2 separate regions of the Homo sapiens genome follow, and region 1 is linked to region 2. A link is a loop called in an ENCODE intact Hi-C map of the cell type or tissue named here. Cell type or tissue: mammary epithelial cell. All regions are shown on one strand. Links, peaks and the distances in the headings refer to the core of each region. The heading gives the core; the rest is flanking DNA.

Evidence for each region. Hi-C counts contacts between places; a loop is a spot of excess contacts. Peaks named below come from ENCODE experiments on the same cell type or tissue, not always from the same donor. Only the 100,000 strongest peaks of a DNase experiment are listed, where the experiment ranks them.
Region 1: a loop joins it to region 2, with 6 times the contacts of the local background. A loop is called at or near these places in 2 of 110 quality-filtered maps.

The regions. Positions count from the first base shown.
Region 1 is chr10:106,193,056-106,201,403 of GRCh38, reverse strand. No RefSeq gene overlaps it. Among named protein-coding and RNA genes, the nearest start is that of LINC02624, 57 kb to the right of the region's middle. In mammary epithelial cell, for the core only: no CTCF peak of the experiment used is centred there; no DNase peak of the experiment used is centred there.
Region 2 is chr10:106,568,739-106,577,086 of GRCh38, reverse strand. It overlaps SORCS1 (sortilin related VPS10 domain containing receptor 1), which reads left to right. Exons shown (of 26, transcript NM_052918.5): 26 at 1-3,424. LOC105378472 (a long non-coding RNA gene) reads right to left here. Exons shown (of 3, transcript XR_946298.3): 2 at 6,556-6,645; 3 at 5,855-5,919. Among named protein-coding and RNA genes, the nearest start is that of LINC02624, 430 kb to the right of the region's middle. In mammary epithelial cell, for the core only: a CTCF peak has its summit at 5,320 (motif pointing right); a DNase peak (open chromatin) is centred at 5,356; H3K27ac peaks cover 450 bases.

The DNA.
Region 1 (8,348 bases), core at 40-8,039, 380 kb after region 2:
TACCTCTAAATATTTTTAAATTTAAAAAATAAACTTGTGAATAAATTATTTATTTCAAGAACCTAGTAAAGTAAAAATAAAAATGAACCAAAATATTGAGAGGAATGTTTTAATAAAGATAAAAATAGAAATCAATGAAATAAGAAAGTGGAGAAATTACATCTAATCCAATAAATAGCTACTTTTCAAAACATTGGTTGGTTTGATTAAAGAAAAGAAATAAATACATCCAAAATTAAGAATGAAAAGTATTAACCTGATTTCTGTAAAAATTATAGAAAGTTAAAAAATACCATTGTGTAGAACTCTTTGAAAACATATTGAAACTATGAAAAATAGATAATTTTGTAACAAAATATAAATAATACTTTGAGAAAGTTATAAAGCCTGAACAGAAAAATGATCAAAGGAAAGTTTTCGAAATTTGTTAAATAAATGTAACTGAATTTTATTTATTTATTTTGAGACAGACTCTCACTCTGTTACCCAGGCTGGAGTGCAATGGCGGGATCTTGACTCAATGCAACCTCTGCCTCCTGGGTTCAGGCAATTCTCATGCCTCATTAAATACAAAAATTAGCCCGCCGTGGTGGCGGGTGCCTGTAATCCCAGCTACTGGGGAGGCTGAGGCAGGAGAATTGCTTGAACTTGGGAGCTGGAGGTTGCAGTGAGCCGAGATCACGCAATTGCACTCCAACCTGGGTGACAAGAGCGAAATTCCGTCTCAAAAAAAAAAGTGCAAACCTCAGATGAGTTTGTTAGTTCCTCAGGAGTTACATAAAAATTTAGTTAAAACTGATTAATAATTCTTATAGGTCCATACCAAAGAAAAGTCCAATTAATTTTGTGGGTTAGCATAAATTTTCTTAACCAAACCTAAAATAGATGATAGTACAAACACCACAGACAAAACTCATTTATAAATATAGGTGTGAAAATCCAAGATAAAATATCAATAAATCATATGTCAGAATAAGATACTTCTCAGCAAGTTGGGGTTATTCTAGGAGTGCCAAAAATATTCAGTGTTAATCTATCAAAATGTGAACACTGTCTTTAAAGTAAAAAGTAACATCCACAAAATATTAAATGAGACATATATTAATGTAAAAGAACAAAAATGCAATCTAAGTAAAATTCAATGAAAGTAAAATACAAATAGTACGAAACTACCTATATATGATCCTATTTATCAACCCCAAACTGATAGCAAGCATCATCTTAAAAAGCTAAATGTTGAAGTCATTTTCACTGAAATCTGGATCCAAACAGGTATGATCGATATCGCCACTATTAATCAGTACTTTAACAAATGTTTATCCAATTAATAGAATTCAAAATATTTCATAACATGAAAAAAATACAATTAACTTTGAAGAATTGATTACATGCTTGTATTTTAGAAAAATCCAAGTGAATCCAATATACAGGAATTAATAAGTTAATTAGATGTTTGATTATAAATCTAGAAATTCCAAAAGTTTTCTTTATTCAAAAGTAATGTCAAGAATGAAAATGAAAAAGAGTATTTATAATAATGACCACAAAAATATAAAATACTTAAAAATAAATTTAATAAGATAGATAGATATACATATATATATAGGCACCTAATATAAAATCTAAAAAAGTTATAGAAGAGCATAAAATAAGATCTTGATAAGTAGAGTAACAGATCATTTTACTACATGATATCAATTAACATGAAAATGTTGTTTCCTACCAAATATATTAAGCATCAGATTATTTAATTATACTTTTAAAAATATACTTTGAATCATATCACCAGCTGACAGACATTTTTTGGAAAGAAAAGAAAATGTAGGCCCACATGTAATTTCATATAGAAGAATAAATATATGGAAATAATTAAGAAAAGGAACAAAAATGTGGTCAATAGTGATGAAGCATTTATATCTACCTCACATTAGAAAGTCCCTTTCATGTTAATGGTGTGTGATTAGAATAAGGATAGGGAAGTGGATAAGCAGAAGAAAACAGAAAGTTGAGGAAACATTTTTATTTAATAAAGTAATTTAATATAGGTAAAAGATGGCCATTAAATTTAGTGGAAAAGGGATCGATTATTTAATCTAGAATAACTAGATACTTTCCATTTATCCCGCTGTATTGCTGCTATAAGTCACATATGTAATTTCAAACTGGTAGCCACAATTAAAAAGTAAAAAGAGGCCGGGCATGGTGGCTCATGCCTGTAATCCCAGCCCTTTGGGAGGCCGAGGCCGGTGGATCATGACGTCAAGAGATCCAGAGGATCATGACGTCAAGAGATCCAGACCATCTGGCCATCATGGTGAAACCCCCTCTCTACTAAAAAAAAAATACAAAAATTAGCTGGGCGTGGTGGCGGGCACCTGTAGTCCCAGCTACTCGGGAGGCTGAGGCAGGGTAATCGCTTGAACCCAGGAGGAAGAGGCTGCAGTGAGCCAAGATCATGCCACTGCACTCTAGCCTGGCAACAGAGTGAGACTCCATCTAAAAAAAAAAAAAAAAAAGTAATATATTACCATTTCAGTGCAATGAATATAAACAATTATAAATGAGTATTGCATATTCATTTTCTTTGTTTTTCCTACTAATTCTTTGAAATCCAGTACTTATTTCATACATACAGAACATCTCCAGACTGGCCACATTTCAAATACTCAGTAGCTGCCTGTAACTAATGCCTGCCATATTGGATCCTGTCTCTAACCCTCACCATTCACTGAGACCAAAGGTGTGGACTACCTTGATCAGTCCCCTTGTTATCTGGTTTCTTATTGAATTCAGCCTAAGACAGACAACAAAGAGATGGACTTAGAGAGTAAAAGCAGAGTGATGTTGTGTATATATTCCTCCATGTACCTCTCTGTTGGACTGTGAGTTTGTTTCATTGCTCTCCTGGGGCAATAAATTCATTTAATGGCCTTCTCCTGCAAGGTCCTGATAACACATCTCTCCTCCTCTTACCTCTCCAAGTCTAATGAAGGAGAAGGATGCTTCACTGTTTCTTGGTTTCCCTCAACCTTGCCCTCTTCCTTATAAATTATCCTTTTATTAAGTTGTCTACTTTTACCCTGTTTGATATTTTTCATACCAGGATCCTGGTTGATGTAACTATTCCATTAGAAGAATATAAAAGTATACCTCATCTCATATCACATGCAACACACACACACACACACACACACACACACACTAGATGAGTTATAGCTTTAAATATAATATATAAAAGACAAAACTTTTGAAGAAAATATTTGTATAATTTTGTGGAGAGGGGCAAAAAGCCAAGAAGCCATAAAGTAATAAGTAAAACAAACAACTCCGATGGATTAGATGACATTGTAATTAAAATTTTTATATGGCTAAATTTGGGCTCATGCTTGTAATCCCAGCACTTTGGGAGGCTGAGGCGGGCGGATCACGAGGTCAGGAGATCGAGACCATCCTTGCTAACATGGTGAAACCCTGTCTCTACTAAAAATACAAAAAAAAAAAAAAAAAAAATTAGCCGGGTGTGGTGGCGGGCCCCTGTAGTCCCAGCTACTCGGGAGGCTGAGGCAGGAGAATGGCGTGAACTCGGGAAGAGGCGAGATTGCGCCACTGCACTCCAGCCTGGGCGACAGAGCGAGACTCTGTCTCAAAAAAAAAAAAAAATTATCAAAAATAGTCAAAAGGAAAAAAAAGACAGAAGAAAATATTGACATCACAAAAAATGGGCAAAATGTTAATTTCTTTAATATAAAAAGATCTATAAATTGTTTTTAAAAAACAACAGAAGGAAAATGGACAATAAATTTGAGTAGGAAATTCACAAGAAATTAAATGCAAACATCAAACAACCCCATGAAAAGACATCCAACTTCACTAGTAGATAGATAATTGCAAATTAAAACAATAATATACCATTTTTTTAAATTCACAAAATGGAAAGGATTATTTTCAGTTGGTGCTAAAAAAAAAAAAAACCTTAGGAATAGCTGCATTCTCATAGACTACTGATGTGAGTGTAAATTTAAACAACCATTTACTGTCCTTCTTGGATAGTAAACCCCGTGATTACTCGCCATAATGAAGTAAACGTATAAGTTAATCTTATCAAAAAAGGAAAATAATAAAGGAAAAACACATGCATTTATATGTATATAGAAAACTATTATGAATGGATAGGTAGAATATTAAACAATTATATCAACAAGTTGGAACTGAAGAGGGAGAAGTCACAGTATTACAGTTATGTAGAGAAAAATACATAATTGTTCATTACAAAGAGCAAATACTTTGAAATAAGAATAAAGAACAACAAAGGAAAACTATACAAAACATTATTTAATCTTTAAAAAATATAACAACAATGTTCTGTTAACATCCTAAAGTTAGATTCTGGCTTCAATCTGGGTACCTGAATGTTGCAAAAAGAGAAGGTTTCCACTCATACAAAACCAGATTCCTATAAGACTGACCTACTATCAGACCTTCTGTGCCTAGAGATCAGTTACCAATTTAGCTCCTTATGATCATTGTGTATTTATGAATTCATTAACTAATATTAATATAATTATTTGAAAAACGTATTTGACAGTTTTGGCAATAGATCTGTCCAAGTTTAATTCAGGAAAAAAAGTCTGCATTGGGAAGTGTGAGTTTCTATATCAACATTTTTTTCTATATTAGGGGTACATAGTCAGTTTTATACATCTTAACCTAAAATGGTTTTGTAGCACCTGAGGAAGTTGAATGAAATCTATGTCATGTGTTATTAGAATTTTAATATTTAGTAATCCCTATTCTTGTTCTTAGCTATTCTTTAGTAAAGATTTTACTATTTTATTGTAAATGATAATTTCTTTGTTAATTTGTTTTCTCTGCAGATATATGTACTTAATCTGATTTTATAGTATTATTGGTATAGAGAGTTTATGAGGGCAAGAAAGAAAACTACAAATTCCTGCTATTCTAAAATAAATGTCTGTTGGAAAATGGCCAACAGGTACATGAAAAAGTGCTCAACAGCATTAGTCGTCAGGAAAATACAAATCAAGACCATAATGAGATCTCTCTCACTTCTTAGGATGGCTATATCAAAAGGACAAGAGAAAAGTGTTAGGAGGATTTGAAGAAAAGGGGATCTGTGTACATTGTTTGTGGAAATAACAATTAATACAGCAATTATGGAAAACAGTATGTTTGTTCCTCAAAAAAAAATTAAAAATAGAACTATTGCATGATTCAGCAATCCTACTTCTGGGTATATTTTCAAAGAAAGTGAGATCACTATTCGGAAAAGTTATCCTTATCCCTATGTTTATTGCAGCATTATCCACAATAGCCAAGATATGAAAATAACTTAAGTAGTTGTTCATTGTTAAATAGATTTTTAAAATGTGATAGCCATACACACTGGAATATTATTCATTTTTTAAAAATAAGGAAACCTGACATTTGTGACAACATGGAAGAGTCTGGAACACATCATGCTAAGTGAAATACCCCAGAGGCAGAAAGATAATTACTTAATAGTCTCACTTACATGTGGAATGTACTCTCAGAGACACAGAGAAAGAAAAATGTTACCAGGGATTGAGGACCATAAGAAATGGAAAGATGTTAGTCAAAAGTACAAGCTTTCAGCTTTAAGAGGAGTAAGTTCTGGAGACCTAAAGTACAACATGGTGACAATAGCAAATAGTAAAGTAGTGTATTCATGATATTTGTTAGGAAAGTAGATCTTAAATATACCTACCACAAAAAACAAAATGATAGCTATGTGAGGGGGCAGATATGTTAATTAGCTTGATGGTGGTAATCACAATGTTTATACATATCAAAATATCACATTGTACACAGTAAATAATACAATTTTTATTTGTCAATTATACCTTAGTAAAGCTTGGGGGGAAAAAAGAGATGCCTCCATTTGGAACTCAAGATGAAAAAAAATTAAAGTTCTTGAATATAACCAAAAGCAAATAAATAAATACAAACAATCAAAATGTGCTGCCAAACAAAACTTACCCTCTGTATTTGTTAGGGCTCTCTCTTGCTCTCTCTCTTGCTCTCTCTCTCTCTCTCTTCTCTCTCTCTCTTCTCTCTCTCTCCTTCTCTCTTTCTCCTTCTCTCTATGTATATAGATAGATACCTCCAATATCTATCTATCTATCTATCTGTCTCTATCTATCTATCTGTCTCTATCTATCTATCTATCTATCTATCTATCTATCTATCTATCTATTGAGAGATACTATGCTATTATGCAAACTGAGGAACTAGCAAAGACAGTGGAGTCATTCAGTCCAAGTCTGAAGGCCTGAGGACCAGAAAAGCCAATACTATAACTACCATTCTTATTCCAAAGTTATGAAAACAAGGGGTGAGTGGCAGTGGTGTAAGTCCCACAGGCCAAAGCCACAAGAATAAGAGTTCTGATATCTAAGGATGGGAGAAAATAGATGATCTAGCTCAAAAAGAGAGAGAGAGAGAGAGAAAGAGGAAGTGGAAGTCACCTTTTCTCTCTTTGTTTTATTTGGGCTCTCAATAGATTGGATGATGCCCACTCACACTGATGAGGCTGGACCTTCTCAGCCTACTGATTCAAATACTAGTATCTCCAGGAAATATCCTCACAGATACATCTAGAAACAATATTTTACCAGGTACAGCTATCTGGGCATTCCTTAGCCCAGGCAAGTTGATACATAATATTAACCACCACATGCTCTAAATCCAAAATCCTAATATAACAAGTCTATAGTTGGCAATTCTGACGGACTGTTGTCTGGGAGACTACCAAACTTAACATAAATTTATTTTGCTAGGAATCTATGAAAAATCTTTGTAGGTAACAATATGTCTTTTTAGTCCTGCAATTTTCACTTCCTGGCAAGTCCTACCCAATTCTAACCATACCAAATATTTTTTCTACCCAGTCCTTGTTTAAATTCCACATTTTCCCTAATGATTTTCTTAATTACAGTGATTGGAAAATAAATTTATTTTCTCTTATCTAATACTGCCATATAATTTTGTTAAGTGTCATGAGTTTTAGGATTCTTAATACATTATAAACTTCCAGTTAGTCGAAATTTGCACAGGACATCTTTTTTCATAAGAAAAATATTGAATATCAAAAGATCTTTTATCCTTTTTACACCATGTTAAAGTAATTCCTTAAAAGATTTCAATATGGATGTTTTGGAGAATTGCAGGTACAGCCCAAGTTTCATAACAGAAACTAGTTCATGAGTTAGAGGGAAAACAAAAGGCAGTCCACTGGTTCTATATCTATTTTATAATACTTTAGAGACCAGAGAATATTGGAATCAGGAGATTTATAAAACACTAGCCCTCCAGGTTTCCAGTGTTTGGTTTTCCAGATGGTACATTGCATATTGTGGTTATTCATACAATACAGAGAAGATTAATCCAAAGAGCAAAACATGTAAGTGTCTTTTTAAATCATTACTTTAATACTCTACTCTCCTTTCTCCACCTCCAAAGATTTGGATAAAATATTTTTCCACATTGGCAGTATTTTTCTTTGGAATGCAAATTCCTAGTGTGGACCAATCCTATAATTATTCAGGCCAGACATCTCTAAAATGGTAAACATAAGCTGAAGGTTTACCTGTAAATTTGTGGTATGTATTCAAACTCACTGATGATTTTAGATAAATATAAGTAGAGAACCTAAATGAAAATATTTACTTACCTTAGGGAAATAAAGCTTGGAAAGCTGGTATCAACTTTCCTTCTGTCATATAAACCTTGCTTATCCCTACTTCTGACCATTTACTCATGCACTTCCATGCAAAACTTTCCTCTTCTCAGCTCCTTTTTATGAGTTTATATTTAGTGGTTACTTTAAGTTCTGTCTCAAAACTAGTTTCCTCCAAGTTACTGTTCAAGATTTTCCTACTCTGAAAATTTCTTTACCTAGATTTCTGTTTAGTACATATCTAACCATTGTCGTATAATTTTCTTATCATGTATATGTTCTAACTTGCTAATATGTTATTTTGCCATTATTCTTGAATGGGATTGTCTTTTTTACTTGGAATATAAGCTTCTTAATATCAGAAACTTTGTTTCAAGCTTGTCTAACCTGCAGCTGAAGGGCCACGTGTAGCCCAGCATGGCTTTTAATGCAGCCCAACACAACTTTGTGAACTTTCTTAAAACATCATGATTTTTTTTTTTGCATTTTTTTTCTAGCTCATCAGCTATCATTAGTGTTCATGTATTTTATGTGTGACCCAAGACAATTCTTCTTCCAATGTGACCCAGGAAAGGCAAAAGATTGGACACTCCTGCTTTATTCCATTAATCTTCTACTTAGGGGTTAAATA
Region 2 (8,348 bases), core at 330-8,329:
TTTTAGCTTTAAGCCTGTGCATGTGGACAATACTCTGAGAACATGTCTGGAGGGGCAGTGTACAGGTGCTCTATTTTAATGGAAAACACTCCCCTCTCCCTCTTTCTTCTTCTCTCTCTTTTTTCTGATCGGTCGTGTTTGTAGAAAATTCATAACATATATAGGCCAAGGAAATCTGCATGTATTTTTGGAAATATTCTTGGCTCTAGATTTATCAGCTATTTTAGCATTAAAGGCTGATGGGTGGATTAGCTACCCCAGCTCCTTTCATAAGACACAAAGACGTGCACAGGAGTTTGAAACCCTGAGCTGTTTCTCTGTTCCACTTTCCATACTGTCATTTCCCTTCTAAGTTAGCTTTGGTAGCTCTGTTGGTCAGCAGTGGCCACAAGGCTGCTTTCTGCACTCTCTGTGGCCACAGGAACAAAGATGCGAGTTGAAGATCCCTTTGTGCCGGTAGAATAAGGAAGGAAGGGAGGCAGGGAGGCAAAGCATGTCAGAAACGGACCTTGGTTTCCTGTTCACCTCTTTCCACCATGATTGCCTCCCCTTGCAGCTTTCCCTACTCCTGCCCCAACTGCAGTAGGAAATGGAATCCCATTAGTTACCCATTGTCCTGTCTTCACATTTGTTTGTCATCCATGTGTGACCATGATCTGTTGATATCTTTGAATCTCTTCCCTCCAAACCCCAAGTAAGTTGTCCTTCAACTGTTCTCAGTTTTTCTTCCCAAACATATTGCTAGATTCTGGACATTAACCCTGACGTTTCCTAAATACTGGCCTGGCCTGTGCCGCCCCTGCCCCCACTACTCACAAGTTTCTGAGCCCTTTGTCAGTTTTGTACATTCCCAAGCATGCCAGCTTCTGTGCCCATGGACCTTGCTGCATCCTGCACAGCAGGGTTCAGTTTCATGTATCTTTGTCTTTTCCTCTAGAACCTGCCTTTTTCAAATATCCCTGCCTTTTCCCACCTGGAAACATATACTGTATGCGAAAGAGTTGATATATGCAAAGTAATTCAAACCTGGCCATGTACTTTGGAAAAGAAAGCATAGAGATGAATTGTGGTGTTCTCACACCTTAACGAAAATCTCGTGCGATCTGATTCCAGAAGATTCTTGTGAGAAATGTTTTGAATGTGTGACAATTTCGCAGGGCAATTTCCTCCTGTGACGGTTGCTGTTACCTGGTATTTCCACTCTCACAGTAGAATAGAAATGTTTGTGAAATAAAACTGATTTTAACTGGAAGGAGAAACAGGTTAATGGACTTTGTGTTTAAGAGTGTCAAACAGTCTGAGAGAATAAATGGGGGTCTTGTCTTACATTAGGGTGAGAGTTTGATTATTTAGGATGATCCCAGTGATTTCATGTGTGCTCTCTGACCTCTGAGTATCATAGTATCATTAAAGTAAAGATTTAAGTCTGTATAAAGGAGGAGAGTTACTGATTGGCAAAAAAGATTGGCACAAAGCATGAAGAAACCCCATTTTTCCCAGGGTAATCATGAAAGAAGGCTCAGAGAAAGAGGGAAACAAAAGCCTGTTCAGCAGAGGCCCCTTTAGTATTATGGACTGGGCAAAGCCCACTATAAACTATAGGAGAAAGAAGTTCTGATAAACCTCTTAGTATGCTCAGCCTCCTTCTTTGCTATGTCCCTAAGCCAACAGGGTATAACACAGGCCCTGGTGATAATGAGGGTGTCCTAAAGATCCTGATGTCCATGACTTCATGTAGTTCAGGCACAGAAAGAATAGCAAAGCTGCTGTCAGAAGTTTGTCAGGCAGAGATGTTTATGGTTGAGGATACCCCATATGAATCTGGGAAATGGGCTAGGCCTGAGGCAGTCACCTATTTGTAGAACTCAATTGATCCCCAACCTGCCAGGCTTCCTATCTCATAGGAAACATCCTCATTGATCCTCTTCAGTTGGAGTCTCCCAAATTTAATGTGGAAGACAAAGTGTTGGAAAATCAAAAGAGGCTCACTCAAACCAGCACAGGGAGTCCTCAGAGTTGCAGTTCAATTCATTTTAATTAGAAAAGTATGAAAGAGGTATAACACTCTTATTCTAGCACAGTGCCTTGCCTAGAGTAGTAGTATGAAAACTATTTGTTGAAGAAATAAATGAATGGAAAGACATAGGGAAGAATGGGCTGTAAATCCTAATTAAAAATAGAGGTCGACATGAGATACCTGGCATTTTGGGAAGTGACCAAAGATGGCCAGCTAGAGATTCAGCATCTCCAGGATCCTCATGTGCCTCTCCTCAAAGCTCCCTCCCATCTGTAGGAGATTAGTGAGGCAAGGTGCTGCTCAGAGAGGAGGACCTCATTGTTCTTAGGACCTTGGCCAGTTGTTCTCAAAGTGTGGTACCTGGATCAGCAGTATCACTATCACTTGGGCTAGTTAGAGATCCAGATTCTGGATCCATACCCCATACCTACTGAATTAGAAACTCTAGGGGATGAATAGTGGTGTTCTCTGTTGCTAAGTGACAGTGGGCCCAGCCACCTATTTTAACAAGCCCTCCCAGTGATTGTGATACATACTAAAGTTTGAGAACCATTGTACTAGGCCATTCCAGCTGAATCTCAAACAGAAGGCAGTAATGAGAGCCTACAAATGGGAGGGACCTAAGTGCCTACCTACTCGCTAATCGCAGGTGCAAACACACAAGGAGTTTGGTGGGCTTAAGGTCAGAGGAGTGTGTAGGGAGGGATGTATGTGGAAGGTAAGATTCAGGGCAAGCTAAAAATCCGATACTGCAACGTTTTCCAAAATCCCAGAAGGCAAACTGTGCATGTTCTACCCTGAACCACCCAAGCAACACTTTCTACCTTGCCTTATTTTTAATTGGATTCACTGTCCAAAATGCAGAGGTTTGCTTTGCTTTTTTTTCAGAAGTTCCAAACAGCAACTTTGAGAGCAGTGGGGTGCTTGGCAGCTGTTCTGTGTTTTCCAGGAATCCAACTGAGCATTGAAATCTCTCATTTGCCGACTTATTTTTATAGGAAGCCAATTAAAAAAAAAAAAAGTTTTCTTATAGTATTGGAACTACTTCTAATTTTAAAATGACTTTTTTGATGTATTTTTTGTTAAATACTATGTAGTGTAATGTATAATTGCTCTTGTTTATTGCTTTTACAATCATATTTATTAAACAGATAATGTCTCTAAAGTCTTTGCCTCAGGTATTTTTTTTTTTAATCCTAAACCCTTGGTGTTCATTCTAAATATAGAAGTGTTGCATGTATAGGATTTCATAAAGGCTAATTGCATAAGAAAGAGTAAACACCACAGGCTTGAGGTTTTTGGCTGTTTTTTACTAACAAGGCAGAATGTATGTACTACCTGAATTCTACCTGCATTTCAATTAACTATACAATGTCTGTTTATTAAATTACTTTGATTTAAAAATTAGTCCAAACTGGTTATTTTGGAACGTACATGAGTACGTGTTCGTTATTATTAGTTCAGAATTCGAAATTATTGATGGGGAACAAACCCATTCAAATTTGTTCATAACCTTGTGGTTACCAAAGGACCGAACCTGCATGGAATGAACTGAAACATGGGGAGTGGTAAAAAACAGCAGATGAGTAAAAACAGCTGTGGACCTGGAATCAGGAAAGAGGAGTTCGCCTCTGGCTATGCCAGCTGTGTGACCTTGAGCAAATCATTTTAACATATAAGAGCTTTAGTGCTCTTGTTCATATAATTTGAAAGAAGATCCCTTCCAGCTCTGCCTTTCCAAATACTATGGGTGAGTCATTCCCCAAGAGTCCCAAATATTTGATTTAAAGTTAGCAGAAAATAACGTGGTAGACTGGATCCATCTTTTCAGCCCTGTGGCTTGCCTACGTAAGTGGCATTTCTCCCTGGGCATCATTTGGTGCTGATATTTGGCTGAAACATTTGTACAGGCATAAAACCCTCCCTAGCCTTCCCGAAGGCCTCCGAGACACAGAGTGGTGTTGCTTCAGCTCAATCTCAGCATGTGTGAAACTTCCTGTTACTTTAGGTGGCCCTTAACCTTTCCATTCCCACAGACTAAATTCCTGAATCTTTATTCCTTTCCAGGCCAGAGCCCATGCACCTCCTTCCTATCAGGAGCAATGTATCACCTGTGTCAGGCAAACAAACAGACAGCATCCCTATACACGTCAAACAGAGGGGAGTTAATACAGAAAATGTGTTGCTGGGTTAATGGAAGCACAAAAATACCAAATAGGAGCAGGTGAGGCAACTCTAAGATCAGCCTCAGTTGGAAGCCTCTCACTTCCCTGTGCTGGAGAGATCTGGGTATTACCAGAGCCCTGGAGTCAGGACCACCAGGTTGAAACTGAAGTCATGGAGGACTTGTCTGGCAGGAGCTGGAGCCATGGAGGAGACGTGACTGCTACCTGTCCTGTGATGCTGCCCAAGCAGAGGGGTAGGGAGAAGTAGCTCGCTTTTTCCCTTGCTCTGGTCTTCTCTGCTGTTGCCGATCCTTTTAACTGCACAAACCCAGCCACAAGCCAGTGGGCCGTGGAGCCTGGGAAATGTTGTTTTCTGGAATACAAAGTGAACCGCGAGGGAGTGGGAAATGGATTTGAGAGAACACAGGCAGGTGACTGGCACAGCACCCCTTTCATGGCCAGCCCATATCATAACCAATATATCTCCCCCAACCCAAATGCACCAGGTACTGTAGCTCACACCTGTAATCCCAGAGCTACGGGAGGCCAAGGTGAGGGGTTGGTTGGGGGAGATTGCTTGAGCCCAGGAGTTCCAGCCTGCAGTGAGCGATGATCATGCCACTGCACTCCAGCCTGGACAGCAGAGCAGGACCTTGTGTCTAAAAAATAATAATATGTAATCCCAGCACTTTGGGAGGCTGAGGCAGGTAGATCACATGAGGCTAGGAGTTTGAGACCAGACTGGCCAACATGGTGAAACCCTGTCTCTACTAAAAATACAAAAATTAGCTGGGTGTGGTGGTGCATGCCTGTAATCCCAGCTACTCTGGAAGCTGAGGCACAAGAATCACTTGAACCCGAGAGGCAGAGGTTGCAGTGAGCTGGGATTGCGCCACTGCACGCCAGCCTGGGCGACAGAGTGAGACTGTCTCAAAACAATAAATAATACGTAGTAGGTGCTCCTTTCTCTGTGACTATGTTCACGTATTTTTCTTTAAACATCACATATTTAGAACTTGGCTGTATGTTTATTTGTGGCACTTACGCCTTGCTCACCAAATTCTACACTCGTTTACAGAAGGATCTTTATTTTATTCATTTTATTATTTCAGCATTTAGGACTGGGCATTGCCATTAGGGGGCACTAGATAAATGTTTGCTGGAACTCAGCCCTTGATTTTCAGCTTAGTGTTGTGAGCAAGTCCATTTTATTCAGTGATGATCTCTGAGGTGGCTTCACAGTCCGATTCCTCTACCCCAGCTAGCACCTCTAATTACATGTTCAGTTGGTGTTTGTCAAGAATCAACATATCCCTGCCCATCTCTGTTACCACTCAAGCTGCTGTATTCCCAGAGCTATTCTTAGACATTAAGTGAAATAATTGCAGTTTAAGAAGAAGAAAAAAAAATGGCTAGAAACTAGCATAAAAAACAAAGGTCTAAGTTTGATTTCTGGATTACTATTAAAATGTGTTTTCCTATTCCCCAAGGAGTTAACAATACTGTGAAAATGCATGTTAGTCAGAGGCTTGTATAGTAGGGAAGTCCAAAATAATTCCAGATGGACAAATACAAGGAAATGGCTGTTATAAAGTTTTTGTGCTAAACACATGGAAAGAGACCCGTGTTTTACAGCATAGAGATATTTATTGATCAGTGTGTGGTGGACACTGTTTTAGGCAGTGAGAATCTTCTGTGAACAAGGCAGAAAACATGTCTGGCTTTATGAAGTAATACCTGAGTAGGAACAATGAACAAATAATATAATTTAATGTAACATATGCAATGCCATCAAACATATAAGATAATTTCAATATATCAAAATGTAAAAATAACATGATAGGTGACGGGGCGGCCAGAGTGACTAGGGGTGGGGGCGGGAGATGGGGAGAGTTGGTCCTCGGAAACAAAAATGTCTAGATGCTGAACAAAAACCTCTTCAGGATCTGAAGGCTAAAAAGGAGACAGCCATTTAGACACCTGCATGGTCCCAGTATGTTCAAAAGCCACCTTAGAACAACTGTGCCCAGAAAACAAACAATTTTGAACCTAAACAACAGTTAGAAATGTTTCTGAGTTTAAGGGAAAATAGCTCTTCCATTGCACATAAGCAGGGTCTTTCCCAGAGATCATCTGTACACTCAGTTGCACTATTATGTAACATGTGTTTCCAAAATCATCCCTCTATGCCAAATGGTATAATAAAGCCCATAAAGCTTAGGAAAAAAGATGGGGCTGGGGCACAACACACAAAAACTTTGTCATATCTCAGTGTAATGTGTCTCCGGGCACATTTTTAAAAAGGTACAAACCGAATAAAAATGGTAGCATAGTTTTACACACACTGAATAGTTAAATACACAAAACACTTACCTTGAAAAAGACTTGAAGTTTGCTTATGAGAGTGGGCGTTGGAATGCCTACAGCATGTGAGTTATTGTGAAGTGGTAGAAGGGAAGTTACCTGAAATCAGACAGAAATTTGCAATACCAAATACAGATAATGTGGCTGTAACACACAAGGCAAGTGGACGCAGCCGGCAGATGTTTGAGGGGTGTGTGTGTGTGTTCTGTGTACTTTTACACAGCTGATTTCAGCTGGATGCAGTTTTCTGCATTCATCTAGTTTTTCTCATTGACAAAATCATGCATAAGCAAATACAGCATTTGAATTATCCTCAAATTCTTCCTTAATATATCAATTACATTAGAACAAATTTATGTTTTCAAAACTGCTTGATAGCAGAACTGACTATAATTTAGGTGGCAGTTTAAAAGTACTGGTAGAGGGAAGAAACCCTACTTGACAGCAGAGGAAAAAGATAAGGAAATAGTGCTAATCCTCATTAAAATTGTCACCTCAGCCTGAGACCTTTCAGTGTAGGGACCAGCAGCCCTATTCACTTACACAGACCTTAGAACATCATCCAATTTCCACCTACCCCAGCAACAAATATTTAGAAACAGGCTTTGACCCAAACAATGTTAAGTTGTGGTTAGAACCCCTTGTTAAAGAAAAACATGGCTGGCCGGGCACAGTGAATGACACCTGTAATCCTAGAACTTTGGGAGGTCGAGGAGTTTGAGACCAGCCTGGGCAACATGGGGAAACCCCTTCTCTAATAAAAATACAAAAATTAGCTGGGTGTGGTGATGCACACCTGTAATCCCAGCTATTCAGGAGGCTGAGGCATGAGAATCGTTTGAGCCTGGCGGGTGGAGGTTGCAGTGACCCAAGATTGCACCACTGCCCTCCAGCCTGGGCAACAGAGCAAGACTGTCTCCAAAAACAAACCAACAAAAAAACATGGTGTGAAAAAGACATTTATGAAGTATTTGAAGGAAAGTAAAACAGCTGAAGATTTGAAATGTTTAAAAATAAATTCAAGGCCGCTAGATAATCATAAAACACTTTATAAACAATACTAAGTAAAATATTTCAATATATGCATTTCTATTTTCATAACATCTTTCTCTTTATGTGAATATTAATAACAGCTTGTAGATGCAGAAAAAGGATTCAGTAAGCACTATGTATAAACTAGTTAACAAACAATCAATATATATGCATATAATAAAATATAATTTCGTTAAAACTCTTTTCTAAAGAAGGACATGAGAAATGTTTCACATGATGTTAAGAGAAAGCAGAATTTAAGACTTTCATAGTATAATTTGTACAGAAAATAAGGACAGAACGAGATGAAAAATACTAACACAGGTTATTTCTAACTTGTAAAACTATGGGTGTTTTAATTCCCTTGATCTTTGTTTATATATCTTCTAAGATATTCTAATATTTGCTAATTAAGTTAGTTATGTAATTATTGTAAATAATATATAAAAGTTATAGGAAAATTCATAATTGTTGACAGCATATACTTAAATTCCTTTAATAAGTTAAAAACAACTTCTCTAGATAAGACAATTTTTTACCTTATGTGTATCAATTTAAATTCATATTGAGATACAAATATTATTTTGCAATTATGGCACCTGCAGTTTAACTCATGAAATTTCAAATGTTTACAATTTTTAAACAGTTTAACTTTGTGATCCATGTGTATATATGTAATATACATGTACACACAGACATATATATACAGATATATATACATGCATGTAATAACATTTTACAGTATAAGTGTAAGGTAAATATGTGTACAT